2 separate regions of the Homo sapiens genome follow, and region 1 is linked to region 2. The links are chromatin loops, found by intact Hi-C in ENCODE. Cell type or tissue: heart right ventricle. All regions are shown on one strand. Links, peaks and the distances in the headings refer to the core of each region. The heading gives the core; the rest is flanking DNA. Region 1 overlaps GGT7 (gamma-glutamyltransferase 7). Region 2 overlaps MMP24-AS1-EDEM2 (MMP24-AS1-EDEM2 readthrough).

Region 1 (15,374 bases), core at 2,855-10,854, 410 kb after region 2:
ACCTTTACCTCCTGGATCCTTATATCTGACTGGAGAAAACAAATTAAACCATACCTAGGGCCGGGCACAGTGGCTCACGCCTGTAATGCCAACACTTTGGGAGGCCAAGGCGGGCGGATTGCTTGAGGCCAGGAGTTTGAGACCAGCCTCATGGCCAACATGGTGAAGCCCCATCTCTACTAAAAATACAAAAATTAGCTGGGCATGGTGGTGCATGCCTATAATTCCAGCTTCTTGGGAGGCTGAGGCATGAGAAATGCTTGAACCCAAAGGCGGAGGTTGCAGTGAGCCGAGATTGCGCCACTGCATTCCAGCCTGGCAGGAAGATTATCTCTCAAAAACAAAGCAATAAGTACCAAGAAATAGCAACAAAAATTAGCTTGTAAGGTTGGTTTCTGAGGGTAGAAATGGCTCTTGATGCCATGTGGAGCAATGGGAAGGAGGCTTTCTAGTTACACAGACTCTTGGTCCTGCCACTTATTCATTTTATTTTATTTTATATTTTACTTTAAATTTTTTGAGATAGGGTTTCACCCTGTCGCCCAGGCTGGTGGGCAGTGGCTCACTGCAGCCTCGAACTACCAGGCTGAAGTGATGCTCTTACCTCAGCCTTTCGAGTAGTTGGGACAACAGGTGCACACCACCATTCCTGGCTAATTAAAAAAATTTTTTTGTAGAGACAGGAGTCTTGCTATGTTGCCCAGGCTGGTCTTGAATACCTGGGCTCAAACAATCCTCCCACCTCGGCCTCCCAAAGTGCTGAGATTACAGACGTGAGCCACCAAACCTGGCCCACTTACTCATTTTATGACCTGAGATGGGCAATATCACCTTTCTTGGTCTTAGTTTTCTCATCTGTAAAGTGGCGAGAGTGGGACTTATTTCATAAAGTCTTGGGAACACTTCAATAAAGGAATATATGTAAAATGCTTAATATGTAGTCAGCATCAATAAATATAAGTTCAAAACCCTTTCCCACACTTCTTTTGAAACTTCTAATGCCGGGTGCTGTGGCTCACGCCTGTAATCCCAACACTTTGGGAGGCTGAGGCGGGATGATTGTTTGAGCTCAGGAGTTTGAGAACAGCCTGGGGAACATAGCAAGACCTTGTCTCTATTAACAACAACAGCAACAGCAACAACAACAACAACAACAACAAGACATTTCTAGGGGCCAAGGAGAGTTCTGTGCCTACAGTGGGTGTTTAACGTCTGTTTGTTTGGATGAATTCCAGTTTTATTTACAGACTCTGTGATGCTGATGTTGAGGGTTAGAGGCAAGCATTATGAAGTGAGGGAGAGTCTCAGAAGATAACCTTTTTTTGAAAATAAAGTTTAAAAACAGCAGGGTGCGGTGGCTTATGCCTGTAATCCCAACACTTTGGGAGGCTGAGGCAGGCAGATCACCTGAGGTCAGGAGTTCAAGACCAGACTGGCCAACATGGTGAGACCCTGCCTCTACTAAAAATATAAAAAATTAGCTAGGCGTGGTGGCATGTGCCTGTAATCCCAGCTACTCAGGAGACTGAGGCAGGAGAATCACTTGAACCTGGGAGATGGAGGTTGCAGTGAGCCGAGATTGCGCCACTGCACTCCAGCCTGGGCGACAGAGTGAGACTCTGTCTCAAAAACAAAAACAAAAACAAAAATTACATGTTCATGATAAAAAAAAAAAAAGCAATAGTGAGGAAGAATAAAAAAGTCCCCTTTCCCATTCCTATCTCCCTGTAATTTTTCCTTTTCATTTCAAAATATATGTGTTAATTTTTTTTAGAGACAGGGTCTATCTATGTTGCCCAGCCTGGAGTGCAGTGGCTATTCATATTGCAATCATACTGCAGCTTTGAACTTCTAGACTCAAGTGATCTCCTGCCTCAGCCTTCTGAATAGCTGGGCTTACAGGCATGCACGAGCACTCCCGGTTTATGTATTGATTTCTAAAAAGGAAATAGATATAAGTGGTAAAAATTTCAAACCAAAAAAACTCCCACCCCATCTCATTCCCATCTTCAGTATCCTTTCCCAAGAGTAACTTCTGTAATAATTTATAAACATTTCTTGCATATATCATCATTTTATCTATATATTTGGTTTCTTATTTACACAAAAGATGGGACTGTGGATCATGAAGGTCTTTAAACACCACAAGGAGCTTAGATGTTTATTATGTTGGCATCAGTGAACCACGTATTTTAAACAGAACAATAAAATGGTCAGTTTTTAATATTATCACATAGACTTTTAAAGGGGTTATAGTCCTAGTGCATAGTAGCAGGTACTAAAAAAATTGAATGAATAAACTTTAAAAAACATATTGTGAGTACAGCATGAGGTCAAGGTAAAGTAAAGACTATTTCTTTACTGTTCACAAACACCTAGGACCTTTAGGCCATTTAGGGACCTGGGTTCACAGCTAATAACACTCAGAGGAGGGAGCTATGGGATGGAAGAGGGTCTCAGCCCTGGTCAAGGTGGAAAAGGAATAGAAATAACTTGGAGTGAGTACCTACAGTGCACTGGGTGCACATCACCTCATGGAATCCTTGTACCCCTATCCCACCAGTTAGGGATTAGTTCCATTACTAGAATGAGGAAGGTGAGGTGCATGACTTGACTGACTTGTCCATAGCCACCAGCAAATAGTGAGCTTTCAGTTCTCTCCTACCTCCACTCTTATCGTCCTCCAGTTTGTCTCCAGACAGTAGCCAGAGGGATCATTTTAAAACACAAAACAGGCCGGGCGCAGTGGCTCATGCCTGTAATCCCAGCGCTTTGGGAGGCTGAGGTGAGTGGATCACTTGAGGTCAGGAGTTTGAGACCAGCCTGGGCAACATGGCGAAATCCCATCTCTACAAAAAATACAAAAATTAGCCAGGTGTAGTGGGGCATGCCTGTAGTCTCAACTACTCAGGAAGCTGAGCTGAGGTGGGAGGATGGCTTGAGCCTGGGAGGCAGAGGTTGCAGGGAGGCAGAGGTTTCAGTGAGCTGAGATGGTGCCACTGCACTCCAGCTGGGGTGACAGAGCCAGACCCTGTCTCAAACAACAACAATAACACACAGAACAGATGGTTTCACATTCTTGCTTAAAACTCTCTAGTAGTGGGCTGGGTGCGGTGGCTCACACCTGTAATCCCAGCACTTTGGGAGGCTGAGGCAGGTAGATCACCTGGGGTCAGGAGTTCGAGACCAGCCTGGCCAATATGCTGAAACCCTGTTTCTACTAAAAATACAAAATTACTCAGGCATGGTGGCATGTGCCTGTAATCACAGCTACTGGAGAGGCTGAGGCAAGAGAGTCGCTTGAACCCAGGAAGCGGAGGGTGCAGTGAGCCAGGATTGTGCCATTGCACTCCAGCCTGGGCAACAAGAGCGAAACTCCATCTCAAAAACAAACAAAAATAGCCTCTCGAGTAGTGACCTCCCATAGTCCTTAGGGTAAAACCCAAGCTTCTCCCCAGGCTAGTAGAGCCCCACATATCTTCCTTTTTTTTTTTTTTTCTTTTGAGACAGAGTCTCACTCTGTCACCCAGGCTGGAGTGCTGTGGCGCGATCTCGGCTCACTGCAACCTCCACCTTGTGGGTTCAAGTGACTGTCATGCCTCAGCCTCCCAAGTAGCTGGAATTAGAGGCACACATCACCATGCCCAGCTAATTTTTGTATTTTTAGTGGAGCCGGGGTTTCACCATGTTGGCCAGGCTGGTCTCAAACTCCTGACCTCAAGTGATCCACCCGCCTCGGCCCCCCAGAGTGCTGGGATTACAAGATTGAGCCACTGCGCTCAGTATGTATCTGGCCTAGCTTCCACCCTTACTACTCTTTCCCCATGCCTGCTACACCAGAGCCGCCCAGGCCTTGGTTATTTTTTTTTCTAATGTGCCAAGCTCATTCCCACTTTAGGGCCTTTGCATCCACTGTTCCCTCTTTCCAGAACATTCCACACACATACTCTTTGCTCTACATTATAGCTGGCTCCTTCTCATCCCTTAGTTTTCAGCTTAAAAGTCACTTCCTGAGAGGCCTTCCCTGATTTCTGCAGCTAAGGAATCCTCCCTCCCCTACCACCATTATTCTGTCATTTCCTCCTTTTTCTTCATAGCACCTGCCACAACTTGTAATTATAGACTCCTTTGCTTATTGGCTTTTTCTTCCAGGGCTCTATGAACCACATGAGGGCAGGAACTATCTGTTCCCGTCCCCTGGCACCTAGCATAGGGCTCTCCATATTTAAGGAATGAGTGAGCTGATAACTGAAGTGAGGTTGGAAGGCAGGGTCCCTCCACTCTGTTTATGTAGCTGCCTCCTTGCATGGAAGGCTGGGCCCCAACTGGGGCAGGATCCGATTTCCACTGAGGGCTGGAACCCCCACCCCACCCCCCAGGAAGTGTTCTCAGCCCTGGGCCCTGGGTGCCAGGAAATTTGGCCTAGGTATCAGGGAGGGGCGGGAATCCAGCCTCCCTGCTGCCCAGCTGGGGAGGTCCCTGTCTCTTCCTAGCCGGGCACCGTTGCCCCGCCTGTCCTGGGGTGCACGCGAAAATGAGGAAAGGTGAGTAGTGCTAGCCAGTGCGGGGATTGTGTGGCAGGGGCGGGGCAGGGAAAGCGCTGAATAGTCCCACCTGGAGGGTGGGCAGGGCCAGATAGGAGATGCCCAGACCGACCCCGGCTGCCTGCCCGCAGACCCGGACTCCTTCCTGAAGTCTGCACGGCTGCAGCGGCTGCCATCGTCGTCGTCGGAGATGGGCAGCCAAGACGGGTCGCCGCTACGCGAGACGCGCAAAGACCCGTTCTCCGCCGCAGCGGCCGAGTGCTCCTGCCGCCAGGATGGGCTCACGGTCATCGTCACGGCCTGTCTCACCTTCGCTACCGGTGTCACCGTGGCGCTGGTCATGCAGATCTACTTCGGGGACCCCCAGGTGAGGGGGACAAATGGGGAGGGGGAGGAAACTGGGGAGTGGGGAGTGGGGTAATGTTTGAGGAACTGTGGAAACTGGGGAATGGCTGAGTGGTAGAAGGGGAGAGAGGGTGGTGACTTGGGAGAGGAAGGTCCCAAAGAGAGGAGCTCCAGGGCATGAGGGAGACAGAACAAGGAAGAATAAGGACAGATCCATTAGGAGGCACTTGGGGTAATGAGGGCAGAGTCAAGGCAACAAGGGGGCAGGGCTTCGACCTTCATGCCGCGTAGAGTTCTAGGGCTAGTGGAGGTGCCCTAGGGAGGTGGACAGCTCCTCCTGCCCCCACCAAGTCCTCTTTCCCCTCCCAGATCTTCCAGCAGGGTGCCGTGGTGACCGATGCTGCCCGCTGCACTTCACTGGGCATCGAGGTGCTCAGTAAACAGGGATCTTCTGTGGACGCAGCGGTGGCAGCAGCCTTGTGTTTGGGTATCGTGGCTCCACACAGTTCTGGCCTGGGCGGGTAAGGAGCAGTGGAGGTCGGGGTCCCCCAGGCCTACTTCTTGCCTCCAGGTCTGTAGGCCTCATGTGCAGCACTCCTAACTTAGGGAGAGGGGCTTTTGGGCCCCAACTCCTTGCATTTTCTCTTTCTACACCAAATTTCACCCCCTTCTCCCTGGATGGAGTCAGAAGAGCAAAGCTACCTTATGGAAAACCTGAAAGTGTTTTCAGAAGCTTTTTTTTTTTTTTTTTAACTAGAAAAAGAAATTTGTAAACCATAAATTAAGATGCACAGGTGGAGGTATACTGTCATCAATTAAGGCAGAGATATTTCAACTTCTAGGATCATAAATCCCTATGGGTCTGATGAAAAGCCTTGCACCCTCTGTCCTCCAAAAATACACCCTGCACTAAGAACTCTTAGAAGTTACAAGCTGGCCACCCATGGGCAACACCCAGCACACAGACTGGTTTGGTTTAGACACTGAACTGTCTTAAAATTTTGTTTGCTTTTGTTAAAAAGTTGAGAATTTTCATAAAAATCCAGATTTCCAACATCTCTTGAACAATCGGGAAATCCGATAACAACTTGGGCCCGCATTCTCACATGGCTGAAGTTACCTGGCGTGGAATAGAAGCTGCTTCCCATGATGGGCATGCACTGTCCAGTTTGCCGTAGTTTCTACCACTTCCTCTTCTCTGTCCTGCTTGCCTTAGTTTGTCATTTGGCTGTGGGCATTTAAGTTTGCAGCCCCCATCTTAGACGTAAATAAGCTACAGAAAAGGAACAAGCTGACAAAGTTCCTATCTTGGCTCCTGTAAGACCAGCTCTCCAAGCCGTACCAAAGAAATTCCTCTTTTGGTTTTGCATGTTCTATCCTTACATAATCCAGTCCTGGGGGAGGGGCAAGGGACATACCAAGTAGACAGGTGCAGGAAGCTGGCAGGGGTCCAGCTCTGGTCCAGGGTGGGGGCATGGGGCAGAACATCCTGTTCTGCCAGTCTCTGGGCTTTTCCTAATCAGGGATTAAAGTCTCCAGTGACAGGATAGAAGAGGTCCATGGACCCTGGGTCTCCAACCCTCTTGGTTTTGCTCCCATCCTCTTAGGGTGGCTGAGTCTGTGAATCCATGCTGGGGAGGGAGCTCAGACACCTGACCCCAAATGAAAAACTGAGCCTACAGCTCTCACCACTGGGGGTGGAGGGGCAGCAGATTCATTGTACAGAGGGGTAGCATGTTATCATCACACTTCCCCTTCTGTGTCTCTCCCAGTGGGGGCGTGATGCTGGTACATGACATCCGACGAAATGAGAGCCACCTAATTGATTTCCGGGAGTCCGCACCAGGGGCCCTCAGGGAAGAGACCCTGCAAAGATCCTGGGAGACCAAGGTGGGGACCCTGGTGAGAAGAGAGAGTTCAGGGGAGTCTCTCTTCATTGCCCTTCTGCTAACCCAAGCATTAATTTGCTAAGTATTTACCAGGGGAGTGGGAAAAAGAGTTGAGCAGGATTCTCTTAGGCTATGAGAGAGTCAGGCAGCCCCCAAGATAAAATAATGAACTAGAAAATCTGGAACCTTACTTCTCTGGGAATCTTACCTATCTGGCACGTGGGAAGGAAGAAAAAAGGCTACTGAGTACCCTGAAATGTCACGAAGTTGATGCAATGAAACTCACACATCTCACTCTGAGCCAGTTGACTATAACTTTCCCAGCCCTTGATATATTGGAAGATTAGAGGGGAATTGCCAGAAGTAAACCAACTGTCTGCTGAAAGAAAAAGAAGATATCGAATAACTTGGAAAAATGGGTACTTAGTGCGGTGGCAAAAGCCAAACACACCCCTGAGTCTTCAGAGCTCAGAGTAATGGTGGGGTGAAACTGAATAGGTTAAATGAAGGTCCTTTGTCCACCGTTTTAAAAGGTAGGGTTGCCTGGGCACAGTGGCTCACACCTGTAATCCCAACACTCTGGGAAGCCAAGGCAGGAGGATTGCTTGAGGCCAGGAGTTTGAGACCAGCCTGAGTGACATAGTGAGACTTTGTCTCTACAAAAAATGCTTTGAAATTAGCCAGGCACAGTAGCATGCACCAAGGATCGCTTGACTTGAGCCCAGGAGTTGGAGGCCACAGTGAGCTATGACTATGCCACTGTACTCCAGCCTGGGTAACAGGAAAAAAAAAAAAAAAAAAAAAAAAAGGCAGGGGTTGGTGAAATCCAATGTAGACAGGTGTCTTTCTACACTGGTTATGTCCTGGCTCTTAAAAGAGTTTTGCTTAATTTATAAATCCCCCAACTACGGCAGCTAAAAGAGGCCTTTCTGCATTTGCTGATAGGAAGTCAGGGAGATGGGAGGGGTGCCTGCTTGGGAAAGCTTGTCCCTCCCCTGGGATACTTGGCCTGTGTCTCTCCCCTGTGCCAGCCATCCCTGGCTTGGGGCTCTGCGGAGTTCAGCCCAGCACCCCCCTTCCAGTGACCTGGTCTCCTCTCTCCCTCGCCTACCCGCCTTGCCCAGCCTGGGCTCTTGGTGGGGGTTCCCGGAATGGTGAAGGGGCTACATGAAGCTCACCAGCTCTATGGCAGGTAACAACCCTCCCCCTGGGGACCAGGGACCCCCGTTTGCATCTCTCCTTGGGTGGCCTTCTCCTACTTCCCTGGATTCTTCCTTTCCCAACTCCCCCTCCTAATATCCCCTTCCCTTGCCAGGACTCTCCTTCCCAGGAACCCCCCTCCCCCCGGACCCCTCCTCATTCCCCCAGGACCTCCTCCACCCCCTGCTCTCCGGCCCCCCCAGGCTGCCATGGTCCCAAGTCCTGGCCTTTGCAGCAGCTGTGGCCCAAGATGGCTTCAACGTGACTCATGATCTAGGTCAGTGGGGCCTGGGGATTTGGGAGAGACATGAGGTTGATGGAGAAGGGTAGAATCTTTGAGATTTGGAGCCCAAGCCAGAGAGGCCCTCTCTTCCAGTTTGCTCCTCAGACCCCCTCCCCACCTTATCCCACCCTCACCTGGAGGCGGCCTCAAACGAGGGGGTCTGGGAAGGGCCCTTAGACATCCCTGCCTCGCACTTAACAGGCTCCTGGGGGTCAGGGCACTTAGGGTGGGCCACTCAGCCCCCATCTACCCCATCTATTGCGCGTCTCATCCGGTCCAGTCCTGGCGTCCCGCCCTGCCCAGCCTCCCGTCCCTGCCCCTAGCCCGTGCCCTGGCTGAACAGCTGCCACCCAACATGTCCGAGCGCTTCCGGGAGACGTTCCTGCCATCGGGCCGCCCGCCACTACCTGGCTCGTTGCTGCATCGGCCCGACCTGGCTGAGGTGCTGGATGTACTTGGCACCTCCGGCCCGGCTGCCTTCTACGCAGGTGGCAACCTCACACTGGAGATGGTGGCCGAGGTAAGTGCTCGTGTTGTGCGGGTGGGGGCATGCCCCAAGGTCCCTATTGCAGGACATCCGCGTCCGCATTTTTTCCTTCCTTCCCTCCCTCCCTCCCTTTCTTTCTATATTATTTACTGTGGATTATGTTCATTTGAAATTCTAGAATAGTCAAAACTAACCTCTAGTGACAGAAATCAGATCAGTGGTTGGTGGGGCTGGGAGGAGCTGACTGGGATATGACATGAAAAACCTCCTGGGATGATGGAAGTGTTGTCTTTTTTTTTTTTTTATGAGACGGAGTCCTGCTGTGTCACCCTGGCTGGAGTGCAGTGGTGCGATCTTGGCTCACTGCAACCTCCGCCTCCCAGGTTCAAGTGAGTCTCCTGCCTCAGCCTCCCGAGTAACTGGGATTACAGGTGTGCACCACCACACCCAGCTAATTTTGTATTTTTAGTAGAGATGAGGTTTCACCATGTTGGCCAGGCTGGTCTCGAACTCCTGACCTCAAGAGATCCACCTGTCCTGGCCTCCCAAAGTGCTGGGATTACAGGTGTGAGCCCCCATGCCTAGCCAGAAGTGTTCTGTCTTGATTCAGAGGTACCTTTGGGCTTCTCAGGGGTGATGCCAGCCTGTGCAGGGGCTTGTCATGTCCCTCCCAGGCCTGGTGGAGACCCAGTATCGGCCTCAGCTTCCCTAAGCTCACAATCCTTCCCTGCTTTTGGGTTTTCTAGGGACTGAGGGAAGCACCTCTTTCATTGTTGAGTATCAAGACTGGGGAGATTGACACAGAAGTTTACCATCCAATCCCAAAGAGTCCCAGTCTCAGGCAGTAACAGATGTGAGAACTGTCATTAATAGTGCAAAAGTCCTAATGGAAAATTAAGTTCATGGTAAGGATGCATAGACCAACTCAGTGGTTCTCTCATCTGAGCAATGGGGATGATTATATCTGTCTCTGCCATACAGTTGTGGGAATTAAATAGGTCTGTTATTCATTCAACATTCACAGAGTGCCTGCTCTGTGCCAAGCCCTATGCTGGGCACTGGATGTGGCGATAGACTCAAACAGACTTAACTGGAAAGTCCAGGAGATTACTGGCTTTAGATTCTTCTGTGTCCAGATTATCAATCCACTGTGTTAGGATTTGCTCTCCCTCTTTCTCTTTCTCTCTCTCTCAACTCTACTTTCCTTTGTTTGGATTCACTCTCAGATCCTTTCCACCTGCTCCCCACCAGCCCATATCAGGCCATCCTTCCAGCAAGCTATCCCAGAGAAAGAGCATTTTTCCTTCCCAGTAGTTCCAGCAAAAGCCTCCAGGTTGTGTCTTATTAGCTCATCATAGGTTTCATGACTATTCCCAAATCAATCACTGTGGCACAGAAGGGAATGCCCCAATTGGCCAGGCCTGGGTTGTGTGCCCTTTCCTGGAGGTGGCAAAGGGAATGCAGGAGATTGTAACAAAGACCATCAGATCTTTGATAAAAAGAAACCCAAAGTTGAGTTTATTAACTTGCCAGAAAAAGGAACTCAAGAATTCAAATGGGCCAGGCCATGGTGGCTCATGCCTGTAATCCCCACTTTGGGAGGCCAAGATGGGTGGATCACTTGAGCTCAGGAGTTTGAGACCAGCCTGGGCAACATAGTGAGACCCCATCTCTACAAAACATACAAACATTAGCCAGGTGTGGTGGCATGTGCCTGTAGTCCCAGCTACTCAGGAGGCTGAGGCAGGAGGATCATCTGAGCCTGGGAAGGTTGAGGCTACAGTGAGCCATGATCGTGCCACTGCATTCCAGCCTGGGCGACAGAATGAGACCCTGCCTCAAAAAAAAAAAAAAAAAAAATCAATGTGTAATTCTCTGAAGATAGATAACTCAAGGGTTTCAAGTACTATAAGGTACAAAAAAGGAAAGGATTCAGAGTGGTTATGCTAATTTAGGGTTGACAGCACACTGGATAGGATGGAATGAGCCCATTGGTTTGTACAAGATTGGTTCATTGGTCAATAATGAGGGCTTGGTTATGTCCAATAAGGGTCAGTCCTTCTAGGATCACTCAAAGTCATGGTTTTCTAGTGGCTTTAGTTGGTTGTGGTGAGATGCAGCATTCAGTTTTGGTATCTCCTAGGCAAGTGTGCCATAAGTAGAAAACCTTCCTTTTACATAGGCAGAGAGAGCAGCAGGTACAAAGACACGAAGGCATGAGTTCAGGAACTGCAGGTCACTCTGCAGCTGCATAGAGCTCACTGGGGAACAGCAGGACATGAGGTGGGAGGGGTAGGCTGGGGCCAGATCACAAAAAGTCTTGAATGGCAAGCTAAGGAGGTCATTCATGGAATGTACCCAGTGTGATGCCTGGCACATGATAGGTGCTCAATGTTAGTGCTTTTCCCCCTTCCTTTTTCCTGAGGTGTCTAGGGATAATGGGGTCTCTAAAGGCCACGATGGGGGTTGCAGAAGGCACAGAAGTTATAAACAGCTGATCTGTCTGTGATCCAAACGTGTTATAGGCCAAAACCACCATGTCACAGTGGTGGGAGGTCATTCCCTCATTCTCTTCCCTCCAGGCTCAGCACGCAGGGGGTGTCATAACCGAAGAGGACTTCAGCAATTACAGCGCCCTTGTGGAGAAGCCTGTGTGTGGCGTGTACAGAGGTGACCTCTCCCCCGGCTCCCAGGGTCCCCCCTCAGGAGAAGCCTCCCAGTCCATGGCCACATCGTTTTGGCCTAGAGACTCCTCTCCATTTCACAGGAGAGAAACTAAGGCAGTGAGCTACCTGGGCAGTCAACTGTTGAAGCAAACCAGAGTCAGCCCACCTTCTGAAAAGTAGCTGTGGGGTCAGTTACCCCAAGTATTTAGGATATTGGGGGGTGGACCTGGTCAAAGGGTCCAACCTGGAAGTTGGGGTTCTGGCCATAGGTTTTCTTGATTTGGGCTCTGTGTTGCCTCTGCCCTTTCCCCAGCAGCGCTGTCACTGCCCTGTACTTCCTAAGAATTTTTAAGACAAAGTCCATCCAAGCTTCACAGTAGAATGAACCTTTCAAGACAGTCATAGACCCAGCTCCTCATAGTGCCAAAAAGAAATTGAGGCCCGAGGAGGGAATATAACAACTGGCCAAACTCAAGAAAACCAACAGGGAACCCAGAAAACCAAGCTTATGACATGGGTGGGGTCCATGTTTACTGAACCCAAGGTGGTAGGTGCTGGATTTCTCAGAAGATTCTCAGGTTCTTTCCCTTCTAGGAGAGCCAGATCACATCAAGCCCCAGGAAAGGGTTTCTCTGAGTTCAACTTTCCAGGCCTCAATCTCCAACCTGATTCCTCTGCCAGAGGCAGTGGAATATGAAGCAATGGAAAGAGCCTATCAGCTGGGTGCAGTGGCTCAGGCCTATAACCCCAGCACATTGGGAGGCTGAGGCAGGAGGATCACTTGAGCCCAGGAGTTCATGACCAGCCTGGGCAACATAGTGAGACACCGTCTCTATAAAAAATTTAAAAATTACCCAGGCGTGGTGGTGTACCTATAGTCCTAGCTACTCAGGAGGTTGAGATGGGAGGATTGCTTGAGCCTGGGAGGTCAAGGCTGCAGTAAGCATGATTGTGCCACTGCACTACAGCCTGGGTGACAGAGTGAGACCATTATCACACACACACACACACACACACACAGAAAAGAAAAAAGAACAAGCGTAGCGTTGGAGCTAGGAAGACCTGGGTTTGAGTACCAACTGTGCCATTTACCTTGAACAAGCTACTTCCCACTCTGAGCCTTGGTTCCCTCCTTAAAATGGAAATAATAATAGTGCCTACATCTTAGGATGCCCATAAGGATTTGATGAGATGATGTAGGAAGTTGCCCTGATCAGAGCATGCACTGAATATAGATTTTCCATTTCCCCTTCCCAGCCTGGGTTGTCTCAACAATGCTAGTACCTTGAGTGCTCTGGATTCCCCTTGTCTCTCTGTACCACAGTTTCTGGACCTATCAAATATGTGTGATAACAGTAGCCACAGTGAGGACTAAATGAGTTAATGTTAGTGTTATGCATCAGCTATTATTCCTTTGATGTCCAAACATCTAGTAACAGAATAGGAAGAGAAGGTTGCTGCTGCCAAGAAGTTTGGGGCTGGATGAGACCATCAGGAGTCATGGATAATATCCTGGCCTATGGGAGAGCTAAAAGGAGACACATGACAGGCCAGGAATATGAACATCTGGTCACCTGTTTCTGCTGTGCTCTGCTGATAGCCTGCAGTGTGACTCTGGGCAAGCCACAGCCCTCTTGAGCCTTAGTTTTCTCAAATGGCAGAGGAAACTGAAGACCAGTGTTCTGAGTTCAAGTCCTGGCCCTGCCCTTGACTTGCCATGTGAACTTGAATGAGTCTCTTTGCCTCTCAATGTTTCAGTTTCCCCATCTGGTGAGGGAGTTCAGCGCAGTGGTCTCAGTGTGTGATGGTGGAATGTGGAGATGGGATGTGGGATGTGAAGGTGCCTTGACCCCTACCCTGCCATCAGTCACTTCCTGTCCTTTCAGGCCACCTGGTTCTTAGTCCCCCACCTCCGCACACGGGCCCTGCCCTCATCAGTGCTCTCAACATCCTGGAGGGCTTCAATCTCACCAGCCTGGTATCCCGAGAACAGGCTCTTCACTGGGTGGCAGAGGTAAGGCTGACCCGTCTGCCTTTCCCTGGATTTAAGGATATTAGGAGTGGGGAGATTGGGTACTGCCATAGGGCAGGACTAAATCCCCTCCAAGTTTTCTCACACACGAAAGTCCACTGGGTGTGGGTTCTGGGAGGGGCCTGGCAGCCTCTTCCATATCCCTGCTGTATTTTCAGACCCTGAAGATTGCATTAGCCCTGGCCAGCAGACTGGGAGATCCCGTCTATGATTCTACCATCACTGAGAGCATGGATGACATGCTCAGGTGGGTCTTGGGCAGGACCTGGGGGCTACAGAGGCAGCGGTGGGTGTGGGGAAAGGGTCAGGAGAAAAGCAGCTGGTATAGCAATAAAGGCCTGAAATCCTAAGTCAATTTCAGCTCAACCCCAACTCACAACGTGACACTGGGTGCCTCTCCCTGCACCTCACCTTTCCTATCAGCACAATGAGTTGGCTTACTTCATGTGGCTCTTAAATTTTTTTGAGGCTAGCATAGCACCTATATAAGCCCATCTGCTCCTCCTTTTGAGTAGGAAAAGAAAGCTCAATACCAAACAAAAGCCAGGCACGGTGGCTCACGCCTGTAATCCCAGTACTTTGGGAGGCCAAGGCGGGTGGATCACCTGAGGTCAAGAGTTTGAGACCAGCCTGACCAACATAGTGAAACCCTGCCTCTACTAAAAATACAAAAATTAGCCGGGCGTGGTGGCGCGTGCCTGTAGTCCCAGCTAGTCAGGAGGCTGAGGCAGGAGAATCACTTGAACCCGGGAAGCAGAGGTTGCAGTGAGCCGAGATCATGCCACTGCACTCCAGCCTGGGTGACAGAGTGAGACTTTGTCTCCAAAAACAAACAAACAAACAGTCTCCAAGCAAATACTGAAGGTGGTGGTAATACAGCTTCATTAGCAACATAACATAGTAGTAGCTTGTGGGCTCTGGTGAGACTGCCTTCATTCAAATTCCAGCTTGACCCTTCGCTAGCTGTGCAGCCTTGGGCAAGTGGTTTAAACTCTCTAAATCTGTTTCTACAAGGGGGCTTGACAATAATGGTATCAACCTTGTAAGGTTGTGGTAAGGACTAAACAAAATCATACATGTAAAGCTTTGTTTGGTTGAAAATTGAATAAATGTCTTCAAGTAATCTTTGGTAACTTATTCTCTAATCAGCTATGGATAATCCAACACATAGTTATTAGGTAAGAAACCCTCAGTTGAATTTTTTTTTTTTTTTTTTGAGATGGAGTCTCGCTCTGTCGCCCAGGCTGGAGTGCAGTGTCATGATCTTGGCTCACTGTAACCTCTGCCTCCCAGGTTCAAGCAATTCTCCTGCTTCAGCCTCCCGCCTCAGTTGAATTTTTAAAAGTCTGGAGCATTACATATTGTTTCTAAGGTCAATGCAAACTTTGCTCTAAAACACACACACACACACACACACACACACACACACACACACACCTATATGAAATCTATTCAACCAGTTCATCCAGTAAATAGTTATTGAGCACTTACTCTGTGCCTTGGGAAAAAACTCTAAAAGAAAGTAAAGATCCTGACTGGATGTGGTGGCTCATGCCTGTAATCCCAGCACTTTGGGAGGCCGAGGTGAGTGGATCATTTGAGGTCAGGAGTTCAAGACCGGCCTGGCCAACATGGTGAAACCCCGTCTCTACTAAAAAAAATTAGCTAGGTGTGGTGGCAGGTGCCTGTAATCCCAGATAATCGGGAGGCTGAGGCAGGAGAATCACTTGAACCTGGGAGGCAGAGGTTGCAGTGAGCTGAGACAGCGTCACTGCACTCCAGCCTGTGTGACAGAGAAAAACTCTATCTCATTAGGAAGAAAAAAAAAATCCTCATATACAAAATCCTCCCCCAACTAAACTCTTAATAAAACTTTAGACTACAAACATTAGTTTAAATGAATCCAGTTTGTTAATTCAAAGCAAATA
Region 2 (15,374 bases), core at 2,433-10,432:
GGAAAACACTGCTTCCAGCCGAGAGATTGAGTCGGCCTCAGAGTAGCTGGAGTCGGCCTCAGAGTAGTGGGGGCACTGAGCACTTCAGACGCCCTGGTCCCCTTCCGAAGGACTCCCAGGCTCTGCCAGTGTTGGCCCTGCAGCCATCTCTGCCTCACCTAACTGGTGAGGCTGAGCTCCAGGCTGCAAGTGACAGACTGGAGCAAAGCTGGGGACAGTGACAATAGAGGGGAGTGGAGGACGGTCACAAACTCGGATCTTCCTCCAGAAATGGGGTCAGCTTCTGCCCCAGCTCTGTAGCCATAGGAGCAGAGCTCAGCTACTGGGGTGTCTGGGCGCTAGAGTGGCCTTAGCAGCACCTTGGTCCTTGTCGCCTGGGGGAGGGCCGCTATGCTGGCCTCATCACCAAGACAGTCACCTCTAGTTCACCTAAAGCCTCAAGCAGCCTTTGCAAAATGGGACAGTAGTGACAGGACATTTAAATATTCACGATGTGACAGCTGGGTCCTTGTCAGACCCAGCTGGGCCACAGCCCTGCCTGCAGCATGTGACCCTAAATCCTGGGTCTCCGAAGAGACCCTGACAAGTGGAGCAGGTTTCCTGAGGGATCTGCCGTCTGCCAGCAGGGAAACCCAGGCTTGTTGCTCACTGTGTCAGAAGCAGGGGTCCTGTAGCCTTGGAGGACAGTGGGGTGGGGGTAGGGGGACATCTGACCAGCAGGTGTTGGCAAAAGGGGACCAGGACTGGTGGTATCTCCCGGATGGGGGATGAGAGCTAGTGCTGGCTTCCCACAGAGGGTGCTGGGTTCCAGCCAGGAGTGGAGCTGTGGTACCTCATGGACACCACAGGATGCCGTGACCACAGGGGCTCCTCCTGGCATGGTCCCTGCCTCCGGATGGAGCCTGGCCTATTCCCTTAAGTAGGGAGTAGTTTGCCCAGGACAGAAGGCTGGCAGCTGGGTGCCAGACACCCACCCTGGGGCACAGCCCCCATAATTCCCTGCCCCACGCTCAGCCTAGGCCAATGCACCCACCACTTCAGCTGTACGACCCCAGCCTAGGGCCCTGCTGGCCCTGGTGAGCACTGGCCAGAGCTGCCCCTCAGACCCTGGTGAGGAAGGGCCTGGCTGGCCAGACCAAGTGGATAGAGAGGGCTCTGGGCTGCTCACACCCATTCCTGGACTGGCCGCTTATAGTAGGTGACAGGCTGAGGGCCTGTCTTGTTCTTGAACTGGAAGATGGTGTAGACCAGCACCAGGATGCAGAGGGACAGGATGCAGGGGATGACCACGGCCACGGCGTTCACGGAGCCCGGCACATCGTTGATGGTCACCATGATGTCCACGTCGTCCTGGGGCAGCCGCCGCTCCTTCCGCCGCTCCACCTCCTTCTGGTTGCAGCCCATCCAGTCACGCAGGATGTTGCGCGGGTAGCCTGGCTCCACGCTCAGTTTCTGGTTGTCAAACTTCCAGTAGTCCCGGCCCTTGTAGAAATAGGTGTAATCTGCAGAAATACAGCCCAGCATCACCACTCCCAGACACTTCCGGCACCTGCTCTGGGGCAGTGTGAAAAGGAGGGCACAGGCACTGTGGCAAGGGAGGCAAGGTGGGCACACCTGGAGGTTTGGGGTGCAGTGCTTGGCTGAGTCATGGAGTAAGAAGCTGCAGAGGGGGGCACCCGGGACCTGGAGTGGTCCGCCTGTCATCCTACGGGTGCTAGGAAACCAGAGGGGCTTCAGGGAGAACTGGGACATGGTTCACTTTGTGCTGCCCAGACAGGACCCCTTGCACGCAAGCCTGGGTCACAGCTCTGTCACACTGTGCGCACAGGTCCCCCTTGCCCCGCTCATGTGGGCTCCATTAAGCCTCAGCCTGGCTCCTGCTTGAGCCAAGGGAGGCAGGGAGCAAGATTTCACCTTGTGTTGACAGCAAGACCTCTCTGCAATTATGGATTTTTTTGGCTTGGCACACATCACTTCACAACACAGATGCAGGACCTTTGGGAGCCTTCTGGGAGAGAGGCTGGGCAGCCCTGCCAATCACTCCCTGGGCAACCACCCCAGGGCTCGAGCAACAGCCTGAGCGGCCCAGCCAGTGGGCAAAGCAGCTTGCTTAGGCCGTCCTCATTGGCTGGCTTCCCACCGTGGCTAGGGCTTTCATTGGTCTCGGTCCTTGATGTCACCTGTCTCTGAGGCTCCCCAAAAAGGGAGATCTTGTGCGTAAAGCATCAGGTATACAAGACAGCCAACAAATAGCAGCTGTGGCCATTGGCTTTCTCAGCAGTGAAGCCTCCTCAGAGACTCCTTCCCAGCCATCTCTAACACGGCCCCCTCTAGCTCGTTGCTCTCTCCCAGCATTTATTTCCTTTTTTTTTTTTTTTAAGACAAGGTCTCACTCCATTGCCTAGGCTGGAGTACAGTGGTGCAGTTGTAACTCACTGCAGCCTCAAACTCCTGGTCTTAAGCAATCCTCTGGCCTCAGCCTCCCAAGTAGCTGGGACTACAGGCACATGTCACCACGCCCAGCTAATTTTTGTATTTTTTTTTTGTAGAGATGAATCTCACTATGTTACTCAGGCTGGTCTCGAACTCCTGGCCTCAAGTGATCCTCCCACCTCAGCCTCCCAAAGTGCTGGGAGTCTTTCCCTTATAGCGTCTGTTGCCATCTTGCTTTATGCCCCTAGACTTGGACGTCTGCAAGTCCTGTTGACTGCTACGTCCCCAGCTCCCACCACACAAGCTGTCTATTATTATGGAGTGAGTGAATGAATCCTGTCAATCCACATAAACTGAAACCCATGATGATGACAATGATGATGACGATAGCAGCTAAAATATACAGCATGGATGGTGTGCTAGGCATTATTTCTAAGTATGCTACATAATTTGTCTTCTTTAATCCTCACAAAACCATTATATAAAGGTAGGTACTGTTATTATCATTTTATAAATGAGAAAACAGAAAACTTATTAAAGATTTGCTCAGATTCATAGTGAGTGGTACTATGGTGGTTACGAACCCAGCCAGTCCAGCTCTAGAGTCTGTGTTTTTGACCATATCAATGGAGATCTATTTAACAAACACTCCTGGAGGCCCACTCTGCATCTGGCCAGGCTAGCAGCTCCTCCTGAGAAGCTCCTAGGCTGGTGGGGAGACAGGCTGAGTGTCTGATGGCAGTCGTGGGGGCTGGTGGCCAGCATGGCTTCTAGGAGGAGTTCAGGAAACATAAAAAGTTTCTCTCTTGATGCAGTGGCTCACACTTGTAATCCCAGGGCTTTGGGAGGCTGAGGTGGGAGGATTGCTTGAGGCCAGGAGTTTGAGACCAGCCTGGCCAACATAGTGAAACCCTGTTGCTACAAAAAAATGTAAATTAGCCAGGCACAGTGGCATGTGCCTATAATCCCAACTACTCGGGAGGCTGATGAGGCAGGAGGATCATTTGAGACTAGGAGGTTGAGGCTGCAGTGAGCTATGATCATGCCACAGCATTCCAGCCTAGGCGACAGAGTGAGACCTTATCTCTTAGAATTTAAAAAAAAATTTTTTTTGAAGGTTTTCTTTCCATCTTCTTGCCCTCGAGCCCTGTGAAAAAGTGGCTTTGAAACATGCATGCCCATCATTGCTTTTCAGATTGGGTAACTCAAGGCGTCCCTGGAGTACACTGAGGATAAGTGTTTGAGAAATGCTGTCTGAAGGAATGAAGTCAGTCTATGACAACGTCTCTCTGCCGTGAATCATTCCTGCAGATGAAAAAGTGTGACTTGGCAGCTGGTAAGTGAATTAATGGACCACGTGAACATGGGTAGATATGAGGCAGTTGTCTGCCACCAGGTGTTTTTTCAAACCTGGACGCCCATGGGCACTGAGTATGCCCGTGGGCACTGGTGAGGACCACATAAAACCGGCTCCCCATGCCCACCCTGGCCCGGCCCTTACGTACATCCTTCCTTGCTGATGAAGGCTCCTTGGGGAGCCTGTGGGATGCCCTTCCACACGGTGATGGGCTTAGGGTAGCCAGGGTCCGTGGCCCGCCGCTCCTCGCTGTAGCGCCAGTACCGCTCGCCTTTGAAAAAGTAGGTCTTGCCCACAGGTTCCCAGCGCAGAGCTGTGTCAATGCCTTCACGGGGCAAACAGCTGCCCAGCTCCCCCAGGCTGTGGGGGTACCCAGGCTCCACCGTCACCTCCTTAAACACCCAATACTTGTCACCTGTGGCCAAGAGGAGCCCAGGATCAGCTTCCCCAGTCACTCAGTGCCGTTTGCCCATCTTCAGGGTGTCAGGTGAAAACAGTCTGATGCCCTCAGCCCCTTGGCCCAGTTAGAGTTGGGAAGGGCACGAAGCCTGAGGCCAGTCACAGATCCTGGACAACTTGCCTCTGCTGCCTGGGCTCCGAGTCCCACCCTCTTTTGTTCATGTGACTTGCTCCTCTCTCCTCTCTGGTGATCTCAGCCACTTACATGACTTTGCATATGCACTACCACTCCCCAAACCTGCTACCAGTGACACCCGACTCTGAGGCTCTCCCACTGGACCTGAGCAGCAGAGCCAGAAACCCTGACCTCCCTCGGCCTACCGGCAGCTCTGCATTGGCTGGCTCCCCAGAGCTCCTCATCTGCACCACAGAGGGGCTCCCTCCTCATCACCTTCTGCCTCCCAGGTCCCCAACAGGGAGTCCTAGCCTCACTGTTGACCCTCTCTTTCCTTCTCCTCTCAGTATTCAGCCACTTCTTTTTTTTAAGATGGAGTTTGGCTCTTGTTGCCCAGGCTGGAGTGCAATGGTGTGATCTCAGCTCACCACAACCTCCACTTCCTGGGTTCAAGCGATTCTCCTGCCTCAGCCTCCTGAGTAGCTAGGATTACAGGCACGTGCCACCATGCTTGGCTAGTTTTTGTAATTTTAGTAGAGACGTGGTTTCACCATGTTGGTCAGGCTGGTCTCAAACTCCTGACCTCAGGTGATCTGCCAGCCTTGGCCTCCCAAAGTGCTGGGATTTCGGGCGTGAGCCACTGCGCCTGGCCGAGTATTCAGCCACTTCTGAGGCCCTCTGACTCTCCTGGCAGCTGTCCCCTGCCCTTCAGCTGCACGGCTCCTCCCTCATTTGGGCCTCATGAGTGGCGCGCTCCAGAACCACCTCAGAAATGGCTGCCCTGCCCCTGCCATGTCTGTCACCTCCTGCCCTCTGGCTCTCTGCTGCTCGGAAACATTCCATGAATTTCCAGCCTTGGCCTAATGGATCAAGACCACATTCTGGCCTGGCAGCCAGGGCTCTTCAGGATTTGCCTCCAAATGACCTTTCTGGGCCATTTCTCACAGCTTTCCAAGGCGGGGCCTCCGTGGCCATCAGGTGGGCCTTCTAAGCCCTGTGGCCGTCCGTACACATCCCAGCCCTGCTCCTTTATTCAGCCGTTGTCCCTCTGGAATGCCTTCCTTGCTTCTCACTATCTGTATCTCACCCATCTGAGGTCTGGCCCGAGTCAAGATAACTGTCATGAAACAACCTAGCACAGTGCTGGGTACAGGGTGGGCACCTTAGCTCCCTCCCACACCCTCCCCCGACCTCCCCAGCTTGAGTGACCTCTTCCCTCTGGGTTCTTACAGAACTGACCCGATGGCCTCCCATGAGGTACTGGGTGGTCTTCAATTGCTTGTCCCACACTCTACTTCATGTGGACGAAGCTGGTCACCCCACCAATCTCGGCACATACAGATTCTCAGTCTCACTTTCTGACTTGATTTGTCAGAGGTCAGTGTCTCCGTTAGACTAGAGGGGCCCTCTGAGGACATCTGCCTCCCACCCCGCCTCTTCCAGTTTAGATGGGAAAAAGGAGGTCCCAAGACCTTGGGCAGGGAACTGTCCCACAGCACAGTCTACATTACCTTTGAAGAAGACAAATCTCCCATCGGCCCTTTCATAGGCTGCGTCGATGCGGGCAGGCAGGCCCTTCCAGAACTGCTCGATCTGCATGGGGTAGCCCTCCTGCACTCGGTTATTGCGCAGACGCCAGAACCAGCGATCCTGGGAGGAAGCGGGAGAGGGGGAGAGAGGTGTGTCAGGCCCTGCCTCCGAACCCAGTGATTGCAGCTGTGGGGCTTAGGTCCCAACAGCCCAGCCCTCCACCGAGACTGTCCATTAGCTGCTTCTGACTTTTAAAGCCCTGGGAGGAAGACAGGATGCTCCTGTAACTGTCTTCAATTCAGCCTCCTGCTGACTCTTGCTGCTGGGTGGACAATGAGACAAACAGCAGACAGGCCTGGTGTGGAAAAGGAGGTGTGAGGGAGCCGGAAAGGATGATGTTGGGGCCTGGAGTGGCCACATGGGGGCAGTGGAGCGTCACTGACATCAGCCAGACTGGTCCTCGGGACAGTGGGAGGCTGGGGTGGTCACTGAGCCTGGGCCGAGCGCCCTCCATGAGGCTGGCTCCATCCAGCAGGGCCAGGATCATGGAAGCCAAGTCATGGGAATTCCCTCGAGACCTGGGCATGAATTCACATTCCTCCATTTATAGCTGCATGACCTAGGCCTCACCTGCAAGTGCAGGTAATAATGGAGAATCAGATGAGAGATTCTAGGCAAAATGCCCAGACCAGTACGGGGCACACAGTCCATGTTGAGTAAATGGCAGCTAAATAGTCCGAGTCCAGTAAAAACGCCTCTTGTAACTGGTGCCTCAGTCTTGGGCTGGTACACAAGCAGTCTAGGCAAGGCCTGTAGCCTCCAGGCCTCAGTTTTCTTTCTTTTTTTTTTTTTTTAGATGGAGTCTCGCTCTGTCACCCAGGCTGGAGTGCAGTGGCGCAATCTCGGCTCACTGCAAGCTCCGCCTCCCAGGTTCATGCTATTCTCCTGCCTCAGCCTCCTGAGTAGCTGGGACTACAGGCGCCCGCCACCACACCCGGCTAATTTTTTATATTTTTAGTAGAGATGGGGTTTCACCATGTTAGCCAGGATGGTCTTGATCTCCTGACCTTATGATCCGCCCTCCTTGGCCTCCCAAAGTGTTGGGATTGCAAGGCGTGAGCCACTGCGCCCAGCCTCCAGGCCTCAGTTTTCTTATGTGTAAATGGGGATGATAAAACCCGGACCTGCCTATGAACGGTTCAGTTGGATCAAAGTAGAATGAGTGCAGAAGAAGAAGCATGATTTGTAAAAGATGGTACAAAAGCTAGTATTTTAAAAGGTGTTTTACAAAGCACTTTCACATCCAGGTTTTTGACCTTATTTTGACTTTCATGTCTCTGTTAAGTTGATCTGAGATATACGGAGTCTTAAGAAAGGCCAGGTGACTTGCCTAGAGCCACTCAGTGAGAAGCCAGACTGGGGCTGACTCACGCTGCCCGATTCCTGCGCAGTGCTCAGTGCGTGCTGGGAGAACTCCACAAGGGGAGCGAGGCAGCCTCTTTCACCATCCTGTGTGATGGAGCCACCCTGCCCAGATCCCCTTCAGAGAAGGGCTTGTTGCCCCAGTGGCCAGCAGTGTGGCCAGCAGGCAGTTTTCAACTGTCAGCCCCTTTGGGGATGTTCCCTGCTTCAGAGAGCTCTCCTCAGTCACTGGATGCCCTTCCTCATCCAGTGATTGAATGAGGTAGGGGTTATAATGTTCCAGATATTTTGGACCCAACGTAGGCTGAGTGACAGGCCACCGTAGCCCCAGAGCTCCCTGCGGGGGTGGCTGAGGCTGCCATGGGCCTCTGTTGCCACTTAACCTCTCCCTCTTCCCTGTCCTGCTTCCTTCTCCCCCTCACAAATGTTGATTCTGAAAGTACTCTCTAATCGAAATCCTGCATTCCAGACCCCACCTCAGAGTTCACTCCCCGAGAGCCCAACCTGCAACACGTCAAGCAGACTGCCACCCTGTCAGTCCATGGCTGATGGAGGACAGATGACAAGATATACCCTGGGCTGCTGCCAGTAGCAGCCCCTCAAGCCTTGGTAGGGTCTGGAGTCAGACTCAGCCACCACTGACCTAGCCCCTACTCCAAGTTGACCATCTTCAGAGCCGGGTACTCACTGGATCTTCACACACTCTTTGTTAGAGGAATGACTCCCCCAGGTTTCGGATGGAGAAACTGAGGTCCCAAGAAGGGTGGTCACAGACCAGAAGCCAGCTTCCAGCACTTTCTCCCAGCATTAACCCCAGGGGAGGTGAGGGATCACCCATCTTTCCCCCTCCCTCTTGGGAACAGTTGATTCACCCAGCAGCACTAGGAAGAGACCCCATGCCCTGGCCACTGGGCTAGCTCCTGTCCAGGCCCCATTGTAATCGAATCCCAAATCAGGAGCCTTCCCCAGCTCCATGATGTCGGGGAGGAGGAGGAAAGGTCAGGGGCCAGCTGGGTGGTGCCAATCCATTGGCCCTACCTTAAAGACAAACATCTCGCCCCGGAAGAGGGCCACTGTGTTGAAGTTGCCGTCACAGATGTTGGGTTTGGTGCCTGGTGTGGATGGCCGGTCCCCGAGGGGCGGCCGAGGGGGCCTGGGCTGGCGCTCGTGTTTCCTCTCCGATGGTGAGTGGATCCTGCGGACGGGGAGTGTAGGGAGTGGCCTTGTGGGCTCCAGAGGCTCGGCTGGGGGTCCTGGAGAGAGGAGCTGCATCTTAGAGAGGGGGCAGCCGTTTCCCGCCTCCCATTGCCAGTCTCAGCATCACCCAGGCAGCTCTGAGACAAGTCTGTCCCAGTTCAGCCTCCTGTTCCCTCTCCCCAGTTTAACTCCCCCAGTCTTTGAGAAAATGGATGAAAATAGCCATTAGAATGGGACTCTCATCTTTCCATCCCCGAATCTGGTATCTTCTCTTTTCTCTCTCCTGTTACAGAGCAATCATGTCCTTCCTTAGGGTCAGCGCTCTTCCTTAGGCCATACCCTCTTTGCCCCCTTCACACGCACTGGCCCCACTTCCTCACCCCCTTCATTTATTCTCTTTCCCACCCCAGTGCAGCTTCTACCCGTCACCCACTCCAACTGCTCTGCCAAGATCATCCAATGGTTACTTGACTCAGACTTTAATAAGCACATGCATCATCTGGGGATGTTGCTAAAATGCAGATGAGGGCTCAGAGGGCCTGGGGTGGGGCCTGAGAGTTTGCATTCCTTCACACTCTCAGGTGATGCTGATGCTGCTGGTCTGAAGACTACATTTTGAGCAGCAAGATTCATAGAAACACTTTCCTGGAAACACTCTCTTGGTTGTCCTCCTGCCTCATGGGCTGTTCTTTCTCAGTCTCCTTTGCTGGCTGCGTGTCCTCATCTGCCCTACTCTAGAGGCTGGCGTGCCCTTGGGTCCTCTTCTCTTCCGTCTCTACATTTTCATCCTTAGGTCAGTGCTTCTTCACTTGGGCTGCATATTAGGATCACCTTTGGGAGCTTTTCAAACTGGATGTTCAGGAAGCACCAGGCCAGCTCTCCAACTTTTTTTTTTTTTTTTTTTTTTTTGAGAAGGAGTCTCGCTCCGTCCCCCATGCTGGAGTGCAGTGGCGTGATCTAAGCTCACTGCAACCTCTGCCTCCCAGGTTCAAGTGATTCTCCTGCCTCATCCTCCCAAGTAGCTGGGACTACAGGCACGTACCACCACACCCAGGTGATTTTTTTTTTTTTTTTTTTTTTTTTTTAGCAGAGATGGGGTTTCACCATGTTGACCAGGCTGGTCTTGAACTCCTGACCTCAAGTGATCCACCCACCTTGGCCTCCCAAAGTGCTGGGATTACAGGCGTGAGCCACCACGCCCAATACCCAACTATTAATAAAACCAAATCTCTAGAGCTGAGGGCTGGGTGTCTGTGTTTTTTTATTAGAATCCCAAGGTAATTCCAAAGGGCAGCCAAGTTGAGAATCACTGCTCTAGGTGGTCTCATCCAGGCTCATGGCTTTACAGACCTGCATCAGAGCTGTCCAGTAGAGTGTTCTGTGATGATGGAAATGGTCCATATCTGCATCGTTCACTACAGTAGCCCCTAGCCACAGCCACATATGGCTACTGAGGTCTTAAGATGAATGACTAGTTCTTAGTGTGACTGAGACCCACTAAAGAACTATAACTGAAATGATAATTTTAATATATTTTTGGGGGGGTAGAGACAGGGGTCTCACTTTGTTGCCCAGGCTGGTCTTGAACTCCTGGCCTCAAGCAATCCTCCCACCTCGGCCTCCCAAAGCGCTAGGATTACAGGTTTGAGCCACCGCGCCCGGCCTAATAAATATAAATTTAAATTTCATTACTATGAAATTTAATACTAGTTTATTTAATAGTAGTTTATTTAATACATACTAGTGTATGACTAGTGGTTACTGTATTGAACAACAAAGATCCCAAATAAGTATTCCAGCCTAGATTTTTTTTTTTTTTGAGACGGAGTCTCACTCTGTCGCCTAGGCTGGAGTGCAGTGGTGTGATCTCAGCTCACTGCAACCTCCGCCTCCCGGGTTCAAGTGATTCTCCTGCCTCAGCCTCCCAAGTAGCTGGGATTATAGGCGTGCACCACCATGCCAGGCTAATTTTTTGTATTTTTAGTAGAGACAGGGTTTTGCCATGTTGGCCAGGCTAGACTTGAACTCCTGACCTCAGGTAATCGCCCGCCTCGGCCTCCAGCCTAGAATTTTGAGCTGCAGACTGGTGGACCCTATTGCTTCACAATTACAAAAGCTGGAAACCCTGGGGGCATCCTTGACCCTCCCTCCTTCCTCTCACCCCATGTCTGATCTGTCAGCAGATCCTGTTGTTCTACCTTTGGAATAGCTTCTGGGACCCACAGCCCCCACCTGGTCTCTGCTGCTTTACTTGTGGAGGTCCTGCCTGTCCTCCAGGGCTCTGGCTGGGTCATCTCCTCCAGAGGGAGCCCTCCTTCTGTGCTCCGTAGCCTGTGGGCTGTGGGTGCCTGTGCTGTCTTGACAAGCATTTGCTCAAGTAAACTGGTCTCCCTAGCTCACCTGACTTGACCAGAACAAGAACCTCACATACCAGTGTGAACAGAACTGGGAGAGAGGTGTGTAGGAGGCCTTTCATATCTTACCTAGATAGCAGTAGCTTCTCATCTTTCACCTTTTCTTTCTTTTTTTTTTTTTTTTTTTTTTTTTTTTTTTGAGACGGAGTCTCGCCCTGTTGCCCAGGCTGGAGTGCAGTGGTGCGATCTCAGCTCACTGCAACCTCTGCCTCCTGGGTTCAAGTGATTCTCCTGCCTCAGCCTCCCAAGTAGCTGAGATTTCACTTGCCCACCACCACACCTGGCTAATTTTTTTGTTTGTTTGTTTTAATATTTTTGGTAGAGATGGGGTTTCACCATGTTGGCCAGACTGGTCTCAAACTCCTGACCTCAAGTGACCTGCCTGCCTCAGCCTCCCAAAGTGCTGGGATTTCAGGCAAGAGCCACCACGCCTGGCCCTCGTTTTTTCTTTTTAAAGAACAAAGCTCTGGTTATAGTCCCCATCACGCTGTATCACCGTTACTCCTGCAGATGTGTGAACCTGCCTGGCTAGAGGTGGAATCTATGGGAGCACTCAGTCACCATCTGGTGTGGGAGGGAGGGAGAGAAGCATGAAGGGACGGGGAAGAGTGTGGAAGGGGAGGGGTAAAGGAGAGGGAATGGGTGGCCCTCACCTCACTTTTGTCCCTCTCAGTTACAGCTCAGACCCTCCCCTAGGTTTCCCAGGTGTGCCAGGGGAAGCCTTGCCCTCTGGCCAGGCAAAGCCATTGGAAGTCTGTAAAGGTCACACACAGAGAAACAGCAGCAGTGCTGATGATAGCAACGTCCCCCTCCCTCGTCCCCTGCCCCATGACAGGTAGGCAGTCACAGCCCAGCCCCGAGGAAGGAGCAGTCCCCCCTCTCCCTGCCACACACCATAGATCTTCTGGATGCCCTGGAGATCGTCCTGGGGCAGCTTGAAGTTGTGCGTCTCCATGTACTGGTAGAAGGGCGCCATGATGGCGCTGGGGTCGCTGGAGTGCTCCAGTCCCAGCGCGTGGCCCAGCTCATGCACAGCCACCAGGAAGAGGTCGTTCCCTGTGGAGAGGAGTGTGGGGAGGTGCCCAGGGCACCTGCTTAGATATGAGTCGGTCAGCCAACCCATTACCTCAGCAAACACCGAGCACGGGCCCTGTGCCAGGCCCCGTGCTGGACACCAGGGACATACAGAGAAATCAGGCACAACCCCTGCCTCCCAAGCCTCTCTGCAGAGCAGGGACAAGGAGAGAGAGAGTGACAAGTGAGGCAGAGGGCTCTGGGTGCTTTAAGAATGTCTGGGAGGGTCGAGCAGGGATTCTGAGGAGAGAGGGGTCATTTAAACCTGGAGGAAGATGTTCAGGGAAAGCTTCACAAAGGTGAAGTTGAAGCTCAGTCTTGAAGGATCAGAAGTTAGTCAGGAGAACGGATTCAGGGGGCAGGAGAGGAAGGGTGGGGGTGGCATTCCTGGCGGATGGAATGCAATAAACACAGTCCAGAGACAGGCAGTTTCATTCCACCTGGCTCTGGAACAAAGCAGGAGGGGAGGGCCGGAGAGAGATGAGGTCAGCCAGGCTGGAAAGCAGGGCGCTTAATGCCATACAAAGGAATTTGGATCAGCTTCTTGGCTAGTGGGGGGTTTAAGTAGGAGTGGGGGTGGTGATACAATTAAATCACTCTGGCTGCAGTTGAGGGAGGATTAGAGGGAACAAGACCTGGGGCAGGGGGATCTGTTTGGATGCTGGGGTCCAGGCGAGAGATTGTGGGGAAAAGCAAGAGAGATCAGATTGTTACTGTGTCTGTGCAGAAAGAAGTAGACATAGGAGACTCCATTTTGTTATGTACTAAGAAAAATTCTTCTGCCTTGAGATTCTGTTAATCTATAACCTTACCCCCAACCCTGTGCTCTCTGAAACATGTGCTGTGTCAACTCAGAGTTAAATGGATTAAGGGCGGTGCAAGATGTGCTTTGTTAAACAGATGCTTGAAGGCAGCATGCTCCTTAAGAGTCATCACCACTCCCTAATCTCAAGTACCCAGGGACACAAAAACTGCGGAAGGCCGCAGGGACCTCTGCCTAGGAAAGCCAGGTATTGTCCAAGGTTTCTCCCCATGTGATAGTCTGAAATATGGCCTCGTGGGAAGGGAAAGACCTGACTGTCCCCCAGCCCGACACCCGTAAAGGGTCTGTGCTGAGGAGGATTAGTAAAAGAGGAAGGAATGCCTCTTGCAGTTGAGACAAGAGGAAGGCATCTGTCTCCTGCCCGTCCCTGGGCAATGGAATGTCTCGGTATAAAACCCGGTTGTATGCTCCATCTACTGAGATAGGGAAAAACCGCCTTAGGGCTGGAGGTGGGACCTGCGGGCAGCAATACGGTTTTGTAAAGCATTGAGATGTTTATGTGTATGCATATCTAAAAGCACAGCACTTAATCCTTTACATTCTCTATGATGCAAAGACCTTTGTTCACGTGTTTGTCTGCTGACCCTCTCCCCACAATTGTCTTGTGACCCTGACACATCCCCCTCTTCGAGAAACACCCACAAATGATGAATAAATACTAAGGGAACTCAGAGGCTGGCGGGATCCTCCATATGGTGAGCGCTGGTTCCCTGGGTCCCCTTATTTCTTTCTCTATACTTTGTCTCTGTGTCTTTTTCTTTCCTAAGTCTCTCATTCCACCTTACGAGAAACACCCACAGGTGTGGAGGGGCAACCCACCCCTACAAGAGATGAAAAGGCCCTGAGCTGGCTGGGCGTGGTGGCTCACGCCTGTAATCCCAGCACTTTGGGAGGCTGATCGGGGTGGATCACTTGAGGTCAGGAGTTCGAGACCAGCTTGGCCAACATGGTGAAACCCCATCTCTACTAAAAATACCAAAAATTAGCCAGATATGGTGGCCTGCGCCTATAGTACCAGCTACTCCGGAGGTAGAGGCAGGAGAATCGCTTGATCCTGGGAGGTGGAGGTTGCAGTGAGCCAAGATCGCGCCACTGCACTCCAGCTTGGGCAACAGAGTGAGACTCCATCTCAAAAAAAAAAAAAAAAAAAAAAAGGATGCCCTGAGGTGGAGGGAGGGAGTGGGGACAAAGAGAGCAAGTCCTGGCAAACTGGCAGTCAGCTTCAGGAGACCCCGGGCAGGGCAGGTGGGGCCCGGGCGTGGGCAGCTCTCTGCAGGACCTTGGTTGTGGAAGCAGGGAACTGTTGGCTAAGATTGAGGCAGGGATTCAAGTGTAGGTGAAAACACACTCCAGGTCCTGGAAGTGGGACACAGGATCCTGAGGGTGGAACTGAGGCAGCTCCATGGCACGGTGGTTACGAGCTTGGGCTCCTGAGTAGGACAGATTACCTTCATTCCCCCTGCCAGTTTGTGAATATGGCCAGCAGGGCTACCCCTAAGCCTCAATGTCCTCACTTGTAAACTGGGGGCATCAGACCTACCTCACCGGGTTGTGTGAGGTTGAATAAGATACACGTGAAGTGCGTGGTATGACACAGAATGGCAGCTGTTGTAATCCTATGTAAGATAGAAGCTTGGTTACTGGAGGAAGCCCATTGACCAGAAAGGAAGCACGAGGCCAGTGGAGCGCCAGCAACCAGATCCTCTGAAAGCCAACTCCCCTGGGCTTCTGTATTGTGCCTAGGACAGGACAAGGAGGCCTGAACTTAGGGGGATGAAGTAACCGCAGCTTTGGGGAGAAAATGCAGGGGGTAGGGAGTCAGGTAGGCTGTGGATCACCAGTCCTGACTCCTGTCTGCCCAGTGTCAGACCCTTGCTTGCCTTGACCTCTGGCATTTGTAGCCCCTTGAGCCCTGCCTCTTATCTTCTGGCCCTAAGGCATGGCTCGGCCCATTCCTGCCACCTGTAAGTCCAGGGAGGCTGCCAGGAACCTAGGAGGTGGTCTAGAGTCCTACTGCCCACTCTGGCCCCAGCGTCACTGGCCTAGGGACACATGGGGGTGGGGATTGTTTGGCCTTCCTGGCTTAGGTCTCTGGAAGAGAGAAGAACCCCATGGGGCAGACCCAGGCCACGGGCAGTACATGCCTCCCACACTACTGACACCGCCAGTGTCTTCTGTGAAGCCACCTTTGAGCAACGGAAAGGAAGGGGGATGGGCAAGATCAGTGCAAGGTTGGCCAAAAGCCTGGGGCTGGCCTTCTGCTGGCATGAGAGGGCCAGGCCGCCCCCAGCTCCTTACTCAGGTCCTGGCCCCTCTGGCAGCAGGGAAGGGTGAGCTCATCGCTGAGCTCCATCCCAAACAAACTGGTAGAGCCAGCGGAAGGCAGCTCTGCTTCCTGGGGTCCAGTCCTGGCTGTGCTCCTGGGCTATTCTATGACCTGGGACAAGCTGTTCAGGGCCTCTGTCTCCTGAGCAGGCTCTTCCCCAGGGGCTGTCCACAGGGAGCTCAGCTGGGAACCAGGGAACACGGCTCTGAGCACTGTGGGAGACT

What was found. A loop is a pair of places that touch in the nucleus more often than their neighbours do. Peaks named below come from ENCODE experiments on the same cell type or tissue, not always from the same donor. Only the 100,000 strongest peaks of a DNase experiment are listed, where the experiment ranks them.
Region 1: it touches region 2 in a loop (2.4-fold over the local background); 20 of 110 quality-filtered maps call a loop at or near these places.

Annotation. Positions count from the first base shown.
Region 1 is chr20:34,852,850-34,868,223 of GRCh38, reverse strand. GGT7 (gamma-glutamyltransferase 7) reads left to right here. Exons shown (of 15, transcript NM_178026.3): 2 at 4,676-4,911; 3 at 5,259-5,410; 4 at 6,662-6,779; 5 at 7,903-7,970; 6 at 8,182-8,255; 7 at 8,585-8,781; 8 at 11,331-11,418; 9 at 13,301-13,428; 10 at 13,605-13,693. Among named protein-coding and RNA genes, the nearest start is that of GGT7, 12 kb to the left of the region's middle. RefSeq lists an enhancer at 4,640-5,191. In heart right ventricle, for the core only: no CTCF peak of the experiment used is centred there; a DNase peak (open chromatin) is centred at 6,339.
Region 2 is chr20:35,260,400-35,275,773 of GRCh38, reverse strand. It overlaps MMP24-AS1-EDEM2 (MMP24-AS1-EDEM2 readthrough), which reads left to right. Exons shown (of 15, transcript NM_001355008.2): 2 at 3,629-3,769. MMP24 (matrix metallopeptidase 24) reads right to left here. Exons shown (of 9, transcript NM_006690.4): 5 at 11,822-11,983; 6 at 8,355-8,569; 7 at 5,876-6,014; 8 at 3,939-4,205; 9 at 1-1,502. The coding sequence ends at 1,165. Among named protein-coding and RNA genes, the nearest start is that of MMP24-AS1-EDEM2, 10 kb to the left of the region's middle. RefSeq lists enhancers at 1-324, 2,006-2,075, 12,213-12,974, 12,975-13,738, 13,739-14,500. In heart right ventricle, for the core only: CTCF peaks have their summits at 6,104 and 6,304 (motif pointing right); a DNase peak (open chromatin) is centred at 6,313; H3K27ac peaks cover 96 bases.